Regions from separate parts of the Homo sapiens genome. Here region 1 is linked to region 2. A link is a loop called in an ENCODE intact Hi-C map of the cell type or tissue named here. Cell type or tissue: CD4-positive, alpha-beta T cell. All regions are shown on one strand. Links, peaks and the distances in the headings refer to the core of each region. The heading gives the core; the rest is flanking DNA.

Region 1 (5,374 bases), core at 173-5,172, 310 kb after region 2:
TAGCTGCAAGTTCTTAAAAAGGCGGTTACAGCCCTTTGGGAACTAATGTTACCCTTGGCTTTACCTTATTTGTTCCTATTTTTAGAGAAGATATGTAAGTCCCGGTAGGTATTTGGTTTTCAGTTATGTCTAAACTCTAAGAAACCATGCTCTGAACCATGCATAGGAAACCATGCAAAGCTGGGTCCTGCCTGAACACAGGGGAGAGGCAGGGGTGAGGTGAAACCAGAGCAGAAACCAACTGGGGAGGAAGGGGGATGCCTCTCAGGAGTGGGCCCTCTGTGGTCTAACATCTTTCCCTCAGTAACTTGGAGACAGAGGAAGGGGTAGGGGAAAGGGAGGAAGCAATCTCTTTCTTCTCAGAGAAAAAAAAGCTACATAGAATTTTCCCACTGCAGGCCCTGGCCTTGTGGCAGAGGTTGTATGTTCCTGTCGCCACCTCCACCTGTGCTCACACTGTCTTCAGGTCAGGGCACTTAACCTTTAAGACAAGGGCTTCATCACAGTCAGACCCAGGGTCAGGCTGCCGAAACTGTCCCCTAAGAAGCCCTGGTCTCACTAAATGACTCATTAGGAATGTCGGTTGTGTTCTTTTGTTTACTTTTTGGTCTAGAAACACATCTGTGCATTAACACAAAAGCTCTTACTGGTATTATTTCCCCATATCACCTCTTAGAATATAGAGTCACGCAAATTTAATACTTGCCAAGCCATTTAGTCTTGTCTTGCCACTAATACTTCATAATTTAACTTTTCCCCTATTGATGGGCATTTCAATGTTGCTAATTTTTCAAGGATTACAAATGCTACTGCAACGAACATCTTTGAGGATGGGTTTCAGGGCTCTCATGCATGTCTAGTTCTTTATACAAGGAAAGAATGAATGAGAATGAATGAAAGAGAATTCAGGGAAAGCTCAGCCTGGCCAGAACTGCCCTGACGTCCTGGGCCTTGTGCACGAGCCCATGTGGACGAGGGGGCCAGAGAGGAGATGGGGAAAGAAAGACTCTCTGAGTCTACGACCTGTGAACATGCAATGATCCCATCTCTCAGTAAGTATGGCCCATTTTTTCTGAACTCTAAAGAAACAAGAAACTGCTATTTCCCTTGGAAAGAAATGGGGAAGGGGAAGAGGGTTGGTAGAGACGTGAGTAGAAGGCAGGGGCATTCTCCCTCTGTGCGCCCCCCACACTGGGGGCTCTGCCAGTTTATTACAAGCCTCTCTCAGGCACTATCTCACAATGCCTAACTTTGTGACTTCCCTAGTCTTGTTTAACACTCCCAAAAGTAAACATGTCCGGGGAATGCCTGGGTTGGAGGAAATGTAGTGAAAATAAGTGGAGAGATGAAAGAAAAGAGAAGAGCAAAGAAACCAGGATCGTCATAAAGGTTAAAAAAAGAAATCTGGGCTACAGAAATGAAGGAGGGATATGTGAAGCTTCAGAGGGTTCTAGAATGTTACTGAGTTTCATAGAAACATGAGGTCTTGTTGCTATAGAGAAATAGGCCCTGGATCAGAGACTATTCAAGTTGAAAAATCTTATAGCTCCTCCAACTGAAATGCCAGTTCCCTGGGCCACAGTGAAAGAGAGCTACAAGGACAATATAGTAATTTAAAAATTCCGCTGGGTGCAGTGGCTCACACCTGTAATCCCAACACTCTGGGAGGCCGAGGCGAGTAGATCACCTGAGATGTCAGGAGTTCGAGACCAGCCTGGCCAACATGGTGAAATCCCATCTCTACTAAAAATACAAAAATTAGGCAAATGTGGCGATGGGCCCTGTAATCCCAGCTACTCAGGAGGCTGAGGCTTGAGAATCACTTGAACCTGGGAGAGGGAGGTTGCAGTGAGCCGAGATCACGCCACTGCACTCCAGCCTGGGTGACAGAGTGAGACTCCATCTCAAAAACAAAAACAAACAAAGAACAACCAAAAACACACACACAAAAACAGAAGGTTTCCAACTTCTTTTTTTGGAGGAAGGGAGGAGAGAGAAGTCTACTCTTTTCTGAAAGTCAATCCCTCCTTGGTATAAAAATGTTCTCTTTCTCTCTTTTTTTTTTTCTCAAATACCGGCTTATTTTTACCCAGCTATGCATAGTACTTGTGGACATATTAAGATAAATCTCAGATCTCAAGATAATGGAAAGAAGCCCTGAGATAATATACAGTTAGTAAATTTGGCTGTGGTGACATGACCCAAGACGGTGGCTTAGGAAAGAGAGTTTACTCCTATCTAAGGCTTAGGCAGCCAGAGCTGGTCTGGCAGCCTCGGGGTGACAGGGACACAGGCTCCATCCACAATACTTGGCCATCTCCAGGGTCTCACCATTCTCCACATGGCCCAGGAGGTGTCCCACTACCACAGCAGAATCCCAGCTGCTAGGAAGGGGAGGAGGGGGAGAAGAAAAAAAAGCAGCCCCACTTTAGGGCCATGGTGCTTCACACATCACTGCTGCGAACATCCCCTCAGCTGGAACTCAGTCCCAGGGCCCACCCAGTGGCAGAGGGGCCAAGGCTCAACTGAAACTTCTATTACTACAGAAGAAAATGGATAGTGGGGGATAATGAGCAGCTCCTGTCCCTAGTGTTACATCTATTCAGACAGCTAAGAAGGCAAGATTTTCAGGCATCTGATATCCTCAAGAGTCCTCAAGAGTTTAAAGACATAGCTACCTAGGTTCACCATCTGGCATACCCAAACCGCTGAAAATTTAAGTGAACATTTGGGAAGGATGGCTCCCCTGGAGCTTCACCTGCCTCTCTTCTTAGCATTTATTTAAATATCCCTCTGCTTAGTATAATCAGCCTTGTACACATCTTTTCCATCAGAGTCCATTTCTTTTCTGTCTTTTTTTTTCTTTTGAGACAGAATCTTACTCTGTCACCCAGGCTGACTGCAGTAGCGTGATTTTGGCTCACTGCAACCTCTGCCTCTCAGGTTCAAGCGATTCTCGTGCCTCAGCCTCCTGAGTAGCTGGGACTACAGGCGCATGCTACCACGCCTGGCTAATTTTTTGTATTTTTAGTAGAGATGGGGTTTCACTGGGTTAGCCAAGATGGTCTCGATCTCCTGACTTCATGATCCACCCGCCTCAGCCTCCCAAAGTGCTGGGATTACAGGCGTGAGCCACCGCACCCGGCCTAATTTTTATTTTTAGTAGAGACAGGTCTTGCTATGTTGCCCAGGCTGGTCTTGAACTCCTGGGCTCAAGTGATCCTCCTGCCTTGAACTCCTAAAGTGCTGGGATTACAAGGCATGAGCCACTGCACCTGGCCCAGAGTCCATTTCTTAAGGGTGGTAGGGATGTCCGCTTCACCTGCGGCTTGCCTTTCTGGCTCTCTAGTCCCTATTACCACACATTGGTGGAAGAGACACTCATGCTTGACAGAAGAGATTGGGTCTGGGCAAAGGCTGAGGAAAAGGTACAGGCTGATGCTGGCTAAGAATCCCCTTTTCCCTCCCCACCTTGTCTACAACCAGCTAGTAAAGGAGCTCAGTGCTACTCAAAGTGCAGGAGTGGTATCAGCACTATCTGGAAATCTGTCAGAAAAGCATGTTCCCAGGCCCTACCCCAGACACACTGAATCAGGTCTGTTGGGAATCTCCATGTAGGTTTCATCTAAAAAGCTGTATTTTGAATCCACAACCAAAAAAGAAAGAAGGAAGATATGATAAGCAACTAGAAGAAGGGCTGCAGGATACAGGAGATGGGCCAATGCAGCGCTCACAGCTATGTGGCTTTGGGGAAATAACCTCTTCAGCTGCTTCGTCTGTGGCAGAGCTGCTGGCTGTCTCCTGCTATGTTTCTCTCTTATTATATGGTAACGGAGTTTCCAGCTGAGCACATGGCCACCTAAAGATTCCACCTTCCAGCCTCCTTTGGAAGGAGATGTGGTCAGGTGACCACGTTTAGGCTAACAGAATGTGAGCAGATGTAACATATACAATGTCAACACTGTGCCTTAAAGGGAAGAAGTACCCTCCACTGCCCACTTTTTACCTTCTCTCCCCCTGACTAGGAATCTAGATGTGATGGCAGGTGCTGAAGCTGCCACCTTGGACCACAGGCCAACTGTTAAAGATGGCAGAGTCACAAGAAAGGAGGAACCTGGGGCACAGGTGATCTTATAGAACAGGTGACTTACTTCTGGACTATCACAGGAGAGAGAAATAAGTTTTAAACCAATGTTGTTTTGGACCTCTCTTATAGGGATTAAACCTACCATCAAACTGATTGTACTCAATTTACAAAATGGGAAAAACTATACAAGTCTCACCCATCTCAAAGGAGACCATATTGTTAAAGAGTTGTGTAAACTATAAAGTATACACAGTAACTTACTTTTCTTATTCCTGTTTAATGATTGTATCAGCTAGAGGCCAGAGGCAGTCATTTAGAAATTGACTGTGCCCGTCAGGCTAAGGCATTTGGATTGACTGGTTAAGAGGAGACAGGAAGACTCAGTGGATCCTGGTTATAACATGATCCCACCAGGTGACAGCAGGGACTTAGGCCTGTAGGTTCAGGCAGGCTGGCTGGAGACAGAGCAACAGGAAGGTCCCATTTTCTGACTCTCAGCCCCTGCCAATAAGTCATGTGCTCAGTTCTGGCACCATCATTAGAAGAAGGGTCTTTTGGAAGATTTACAATAACAAATGGGACTCTTTAGAACTGCTATGCTGAAAAGACTGCCAAGACCCAACATCTGGGCTGGCACTTCCTGCTCAGGATGGCACAGTGGAAATGGCTACTTCCAAGGGCAAGAGAAACTGGAATATCTGTGTATACTGGGAGCCAAACAGACTCCAAGGTTCACAACTGTGGTTGGTATTAGAAGACCTGCCTCCCATTCCTGGCTCTCAAGCATCCTCTCAGTGCCCCAGTTTCTTCATCTGCAAAATGGAAATAATGCATTCTATCTTTGCAGAGTTACTGTAAGGATTAAATGAAATGATGTAAAATATAAAGGACCCAGTGTGACATCTAGCACATAGTATGTACTTAAGAAATAGTAACTGCCGGCCAGGTGCGGTGGCTCTCGCCTGTAATCCCAGCACTTTGGGAGACGAAGACGGGCAGATTACCTGAGGTCAGGAGTTCAAGACCAGCCTGGCTAACACGGTGAAACCCCGTCTCTACTAAAAAAATACAAAAATTAGCTGGGCGTGGTGGTGAGCGCCTGTAATCCCAGATACTCAGGAGGCTGAAGCAGGAGAATTGTTTGAACCCGGGAGGCGGAGGGTGTAGTGAGCCGAGATTGCACCACTATACTCCAGCCTGGGCAATAAAGTAAGACTCCATCTCCAAAAAAAAAAAGAAAAGAAAATAGTAGCTGCTTTAACCGGTAAAAGGAGACAAACATCTCTG
Region 2 (5,374 bases), core at 303-5,302:
TCCTTCCATTTAGCCAAAGATTTTTAGAAATATGAATTGGATTATATCCACACCCATTTAAGACAATTCAATGCTCTTAGTACCAAGTCCAAACTCCTTAAAAGGCCTTTTTTTTTTTTGAGATGGAGTTTTGCTCTTGCCCAGGGTGGAGTGCAATGGCGAGATCTTAGCTCACTGTAACTTCCAACTCCCGGTTCAAGTGATTCTCCTGCCTCAGCCTCTGGAGTAGCTGGGATTACGGGTGCCCGCCACCACATCTGGCTATTTTTTTGTACTTTTAATAGAGACAGGGTTTCCCCATGGTGCTCAGGCTGGTCTCGAACTCCTAATATCAGGTGATCCACCCGGCTTGGGCTCCCAAATTGCTGGGATTATAGGTGTGAACCACTGTGCCCGACCTACAAGGACTTTTAAGGGCCTTCACAATCTGGCTGTGACCTCTGGCTTCATGTCTCCATACTCCCCACTTTGGCCATATTACTGGGGTTCCTCAGAGGCACTATATTGTTTTTTTGCATTTGCCATGGCATTTGTCTATAATCCCCTTTAGCCTCCACTCCACATGCTCTTTTTTTTTTTTTTTTTAAGACTGAGTCTCTCTGTCACGCAGGCTAGAGTGCAGTGGCACAATTTCAGCTCACTGCAACCTCTGCCTCCTGGGTTCAAGCAATCCTCTTGCCTCAGCCTCCTGAGTAGCTGGGACTACAGGCATGCAGCATCATGCCTGGCTAATTTTTGTATTTTTAATGGAGATGGGGTCTCACCATGTGCCCAGGCTGGTCTCGAATTTCTGACCTCAGGTGATCCACCTGCCTTGGCCTCCCAAAGTGCTGAGATTACAGGCGTGAGCCACTGTGCCTGGCCACACACTCTTGTGTAGCCAATGCCATCACCTTCCAAGGAAGGACGAGTGTCATTTTCCCAAGAAGACTTTTTTGACTGCCAAAGACTGTACTACTAGCACTTTGGGAGGCCAAGGCAGGCGGATCACGAGGTCAAGAGATTGAGACCATCCTGGCCAACATGGTGAAACCCCGTCTCTACTAAAAATACAAAAATTAGCTAGGCGTGGTGGCGTGCACCTGTAGTCCCAACTACTCGGGAGGCCGAGGCAGGAGAATCGCTTGAACCTGGGAGGCAGAGGTTGCAGTGAGCCAAGATCGTGCCAGTGCACTCCAGCCTGGCGACAGAGCGAGACTCCATCTCAAAAAAAAAAAAAAAGACTGTACTAACATCTTTCAAATCTTCTATTACACTTCGGGGACAATCTCTTGGCATGAATCCCCTTGCCACCACCCTAACTGTAATCTCCAAATTCTGCCTTTAAATATTATCAATATTGTATTTCCATTGATTTGTATATGCGTCCGATGCGTAGTAAGCACTATGATATCTGTAACCACACAACTTTAAAATATAATTCCTCACTATATCGGGGTGTTAAACAGTCTTTACTTTTGTATGGCCTTTGATGGTTTCATACAGAGTTTGTACAATTATTTCTCTTTTTATCCTTAACATCCCTGTGATAAGGATATTCATACCCATTTTATAGATAAGGAAAGTGCGGCTTTTTTTGATTTCTGAAAAGTAAATCAGTAGATCAACTTGCTCAGCTAGTAAGTATTAGAACTAGAACTTGAAAAGAGTTCTTGGACTCTAGATGTGACTCTTTCTAGGTCCCTGAGGGTTAAATCAAGGTGTTATTATTCCCATAATCAAGATTTAGATGGAAACTACAAATGGTTTTGCAACTGATTCATCACAGGAACACTCTGTTACCAAGAAGTACTACAAAGGTGCAAAAGCATAAATTTCTGCCCCTTTTTCCAAAGCAGTAACATACCCAGGGACATCAAGCCCCTGGCCCAACTGTGCTTCTCTTTCACTGGCTGTTCAAATCAAGCTTCCAAGGGAAAGCTATTTGCTAACTTAAAGTGTGGTAGTAACCGTTGGACCCAAGTCTGGTAAATTTTGTTTGACCTGCCTTGGCCTCCCAAAGCCCTGGGATTATACTTATTTGTCAATGAAGTCATGTACTTGGGTAGTACACATGCACTGCAAATATTTATGTTGTCTAACTGAACCAGGGTCCCTTCACCTGGCACAGTAAGGCCAAATACCCACACCAAGGTTTGTGGTGGGAGAAAGGAGTGTTTATCTGTAGGGCACCAAGCAAGGAGAATTGGGCAGCTCATGCTTAAGATCCAACCTTCTTGATGGCTTGCAAGTAAGGGTTTTTAAAGGTAGGTGGGGGCAGGTGTGGTGGCTCACACCTATAATCTCAACACTTTGGGAGGCTGAGGTGTGAGGATCACCTGAGCCCAGGAGGTCAAGGCTGCAGTGAGCAGTATCCTTGCCATTTCATTCCAGTCTGGGTAACAGATCGAGAACCTGTCTCAAAAAAAAAAAAAAAAAAAGTTCAGCCATAATTTATAAGGTTATAACTCATGAAAGGGATTTCCTTTGCCCTTGGCTCTACATTTTGTCCTTGTTGTGCTCTGCTCTGCTCTGTATCACAGGGCTCACTCCTCTAGGCTGCTTCCCAGGCTCCCATGTCAGCTGGCTTCAGTGAAATTCAGTCAACAGAAGGCATCAGTGAGAGATTATGGGGCAAGAGGAAGGGCAAGGTGTTTCTCCCTTTCCATGTCTGCCTCAGAAGTCTTTCTGGCAAAGGCTTTATCCCCAAACAGTCCCATGATGGTTCTGGCTTTGTTCAGTGACGCCAGCCCTTGGATGTCAGAAACATCTCTTCCATCCTTCCCTTTCTCCTGTAGCTGAGGGTGGTGGTGGTATTCTTCTGTTGCTAAGGCCTGGGTTGCTTTACTCCTTTGCTTGGTTTCTCAGCTCTTCCATCCAATTCCTACTATTTGATTCCTCCTTTTTTAATTTATTTTTAATTTTTTAATTTTTTTTTTTGAGATGGAGTCTCACTCTGTCACCCAGGCTGGAGTGCAGTGGTGCAACCTCTGCTCACTGCAACCTCTGCCTCCTGGGTTCAAGCGATTCTCCTGCCTCAGCCTCCCAAGTAGCTGGGATTACAGGCGTGTGCCACCATGCACAGCTAATTTTTTTTTTTTTTGTATTTTTAGTGGAGATGGGGTTTCACCATGTTGGCCAGGCTGGTCTCAAACTTCTGACCTCAAATGATCCATCCACCTCGAACTCCCAAAGTGCTGGGATTACAGGCAAGCGCCACAGGGCCCAGTCTCCTTTACTTCTTCTTCTTGGCTTTTTATTTATTTTTATTTTTATTTTTTTATTTTTGACACAGAGTCTCACACTGTTGCCTGCCCAGGCTGGAGTGCAGTGGCGTGAACTTGGCTCATTGCAACCTTGGCCTGCCAGGCTCAACCGATTCTCCTGCCTCAGTATCCTGAGTAGCTGGGATTACAGGTGCACGCCACTACCGCCCAGCTAATTTTTGTATTTTTAGTAGAGGCGGTATTTCCCCATGTTGGCCAGGCTTGTCTTGAACTCCTGATCTCAAATGAGCCACCCTCCTTGGCCTCCCAAAGTGCTGGTGTTACAGGCGTGAGCCACCACACCTGGCCCCTTTACTTCTTTAATCATGGTTTCCTTTAGTTTGTTCCAACATATCTATAACAAGTATTATACTTTGAAGGATTTGTTTGTTAAATCTGAAGTCTGCTTGCTCTCACATGCAGTATCTGTTGCCTGTATTTTTTTGTTTGTTGTTTGTTTTCTAGAGTGAATCACACTTTCTTGTTTCTTTGTATGTTCTATAATTGTTTTTGTCAGTAACATTTTAGTAATACTGAGATGTTAAGCCAGCTGGGCTTCCGGGTTGAGTGGGGACTTGGAGAACTTTTCTGTCTAGCTAAAGGATTGTAAATGCACCAATCAGCACTCTGGGTCTAGCTAAAGGTTTGTAAATGCACCAATCAGCACTCTGTCAAAGCGGACCAATCAGCACTCTGTAAAATGGACCAATCAGCTCTCTGTAAAGTGGACCAATCAGCAGGATGTGGGTGGGGCCAAATAAGGGAATAAAAGCAGGCCACCTGCACAGGGGCTGCAACCCCCTGGGGTCACTGTGGATGGTTTGTTTTTCTGCTTTTCCTAATAAATCTTGCTGCTGTTTGCTCTTAGGGTCCGCACTACCTTTATGAGCTGTAGCACTCAGCATGAAGGTCTGCAGCTTTACTGTTGAAGCTAGCGAGACCACAAACCCAGTGGGAGAAACCAACCATTCTGGACCTGCCACCTTTGAGAGCTGTAACAGGGTGAAGGTCTGCAGTTTCACTCCTTAAGTCAGTGAGACCATGAACTCACCTGGAGGAAGGAACGACTCCCGACGTGCCACCTTTAAAGAGCTGTAATACTCACAGCGAAGGTCTGCAGCTTCACTCCTGAAGTTAGCGAGACCACGAACCCACCAGAAGGAGGAAACTCCCGACACATCCGAACATCTGAAGGAACAAGCTCTGAACACACTGTCTTTAAGAACTGTAACACTCACCGAGAGGGTCCGCAGCTTCATTTTTGAAGTCAGCGAGACCAAGAACCCACCGGCAGGAACCATTTCCGGACACAATACATTGTAGTAACTCTGTATACTGTCCCCTTCCTCTGTTTATTTGGTGGCTGGCTAGATTATTTTAGTATAGTCTGTTCTCCCTGCTTCCCCTCACTATGTCAAGCTCCTCACTGTGTCCAGCTCCTCAGGGGAAAAGACTGCTGCTCCTGAAGGGAAAAAGCTGAGTGTCCACTGTCACGCCAGGTTGACAGCGGTTTTAGCTAATTTCTTAGTTCCATTCTCTTATTTTGGGAGTTCAGATATGTTCTCTTACTAAAACATAAGACAATACTTTTAAAAACTGAAAAAATATGAAATAACTATTGGCTTTAATATTGACATTCTGTATTCAATATTTTTACACCAAATTCTCTACTGACATTTGTAGATGCACACCTTTTTTTTTAGGACGGATTCTCGCTCTGTCGCCCAGGCTGGAGTGCAGTGGCACAATCTTGGCTCACTGCAACCTCCGCTTCCCGGGTTCAAGCGATTCTCCTGCCTCAGCCTCCCGAGTAGCTGGGCTTATGGGCGCCTGCCACCATGCCCAAATAATTTTTGTATTTTTTTGGTAGAGACGGGGCGTCACTATGTTGTTGGCCAGGCTGGTCTCAAAACTCCTGACCACGTGATCTGCCCGCCTCAGCCTTCCAAAGTGCTGAGATTACAAGCGTCAGCCACTGCCCCTGGCCACCTTAAAAAAAAAAGAATTATTTTTGGCTGTATGTGGTGATTCATGCCTGTAATCCCAGCACTTTGGAAGGCCGAGGCAGGTGGATCACTGGAGGTCAGGAGTTGGAGACCAGCCTGGCCAACATGGTGAAACCCCATCTC

What was found. Hi-C counts contacts between places; a loop is a spot of excess contacts. Peaks named below come from ENCODE experiments on the same cell type or tissue, not always from the same donor. Only the 100,000 strongest peaks of a DNase experiment are listed, where the experiment ranks them.
Region 1: a loop joins it to region 2, with 2.7 times the contacts of the local background. A loop is called at or near these places in 28 of 110 quality-filtered maps.

Annotation. Positions count from the first base shown.
Region 1 is chr3:32,361,996-32,367,369 of GRCh38, reverse strand. All of the region lies in intron 2 of CMTM8 (CKLF like MARVEL transmembrane domain containing 8), which reads right to left. Among named protein-coding and RNA genes, the nearest start is that of CMTM7, 27 kb to the left of the region's middle. In CD4-positive, alpha-beta T cell, for the core only: no CTCF peak of the experiment used is centred there; no DNase peak of the experiment used is centred there.
Region 2 is chr3:32,672,533-32,677,906 of GRCh38, reverse strand. No RefSeq gene overlaps it. Among named protein-coding and RNA genes, the nearest start is that of CNOT10, 10 kb to the left of the region's middle. In CD4-positive, alpha-beta T cell, for the core only: no CTCF peak of the experiment used is centred there; no DNase peak of the experiment used is centred there; H3K27me3 peaks cover 378 bases.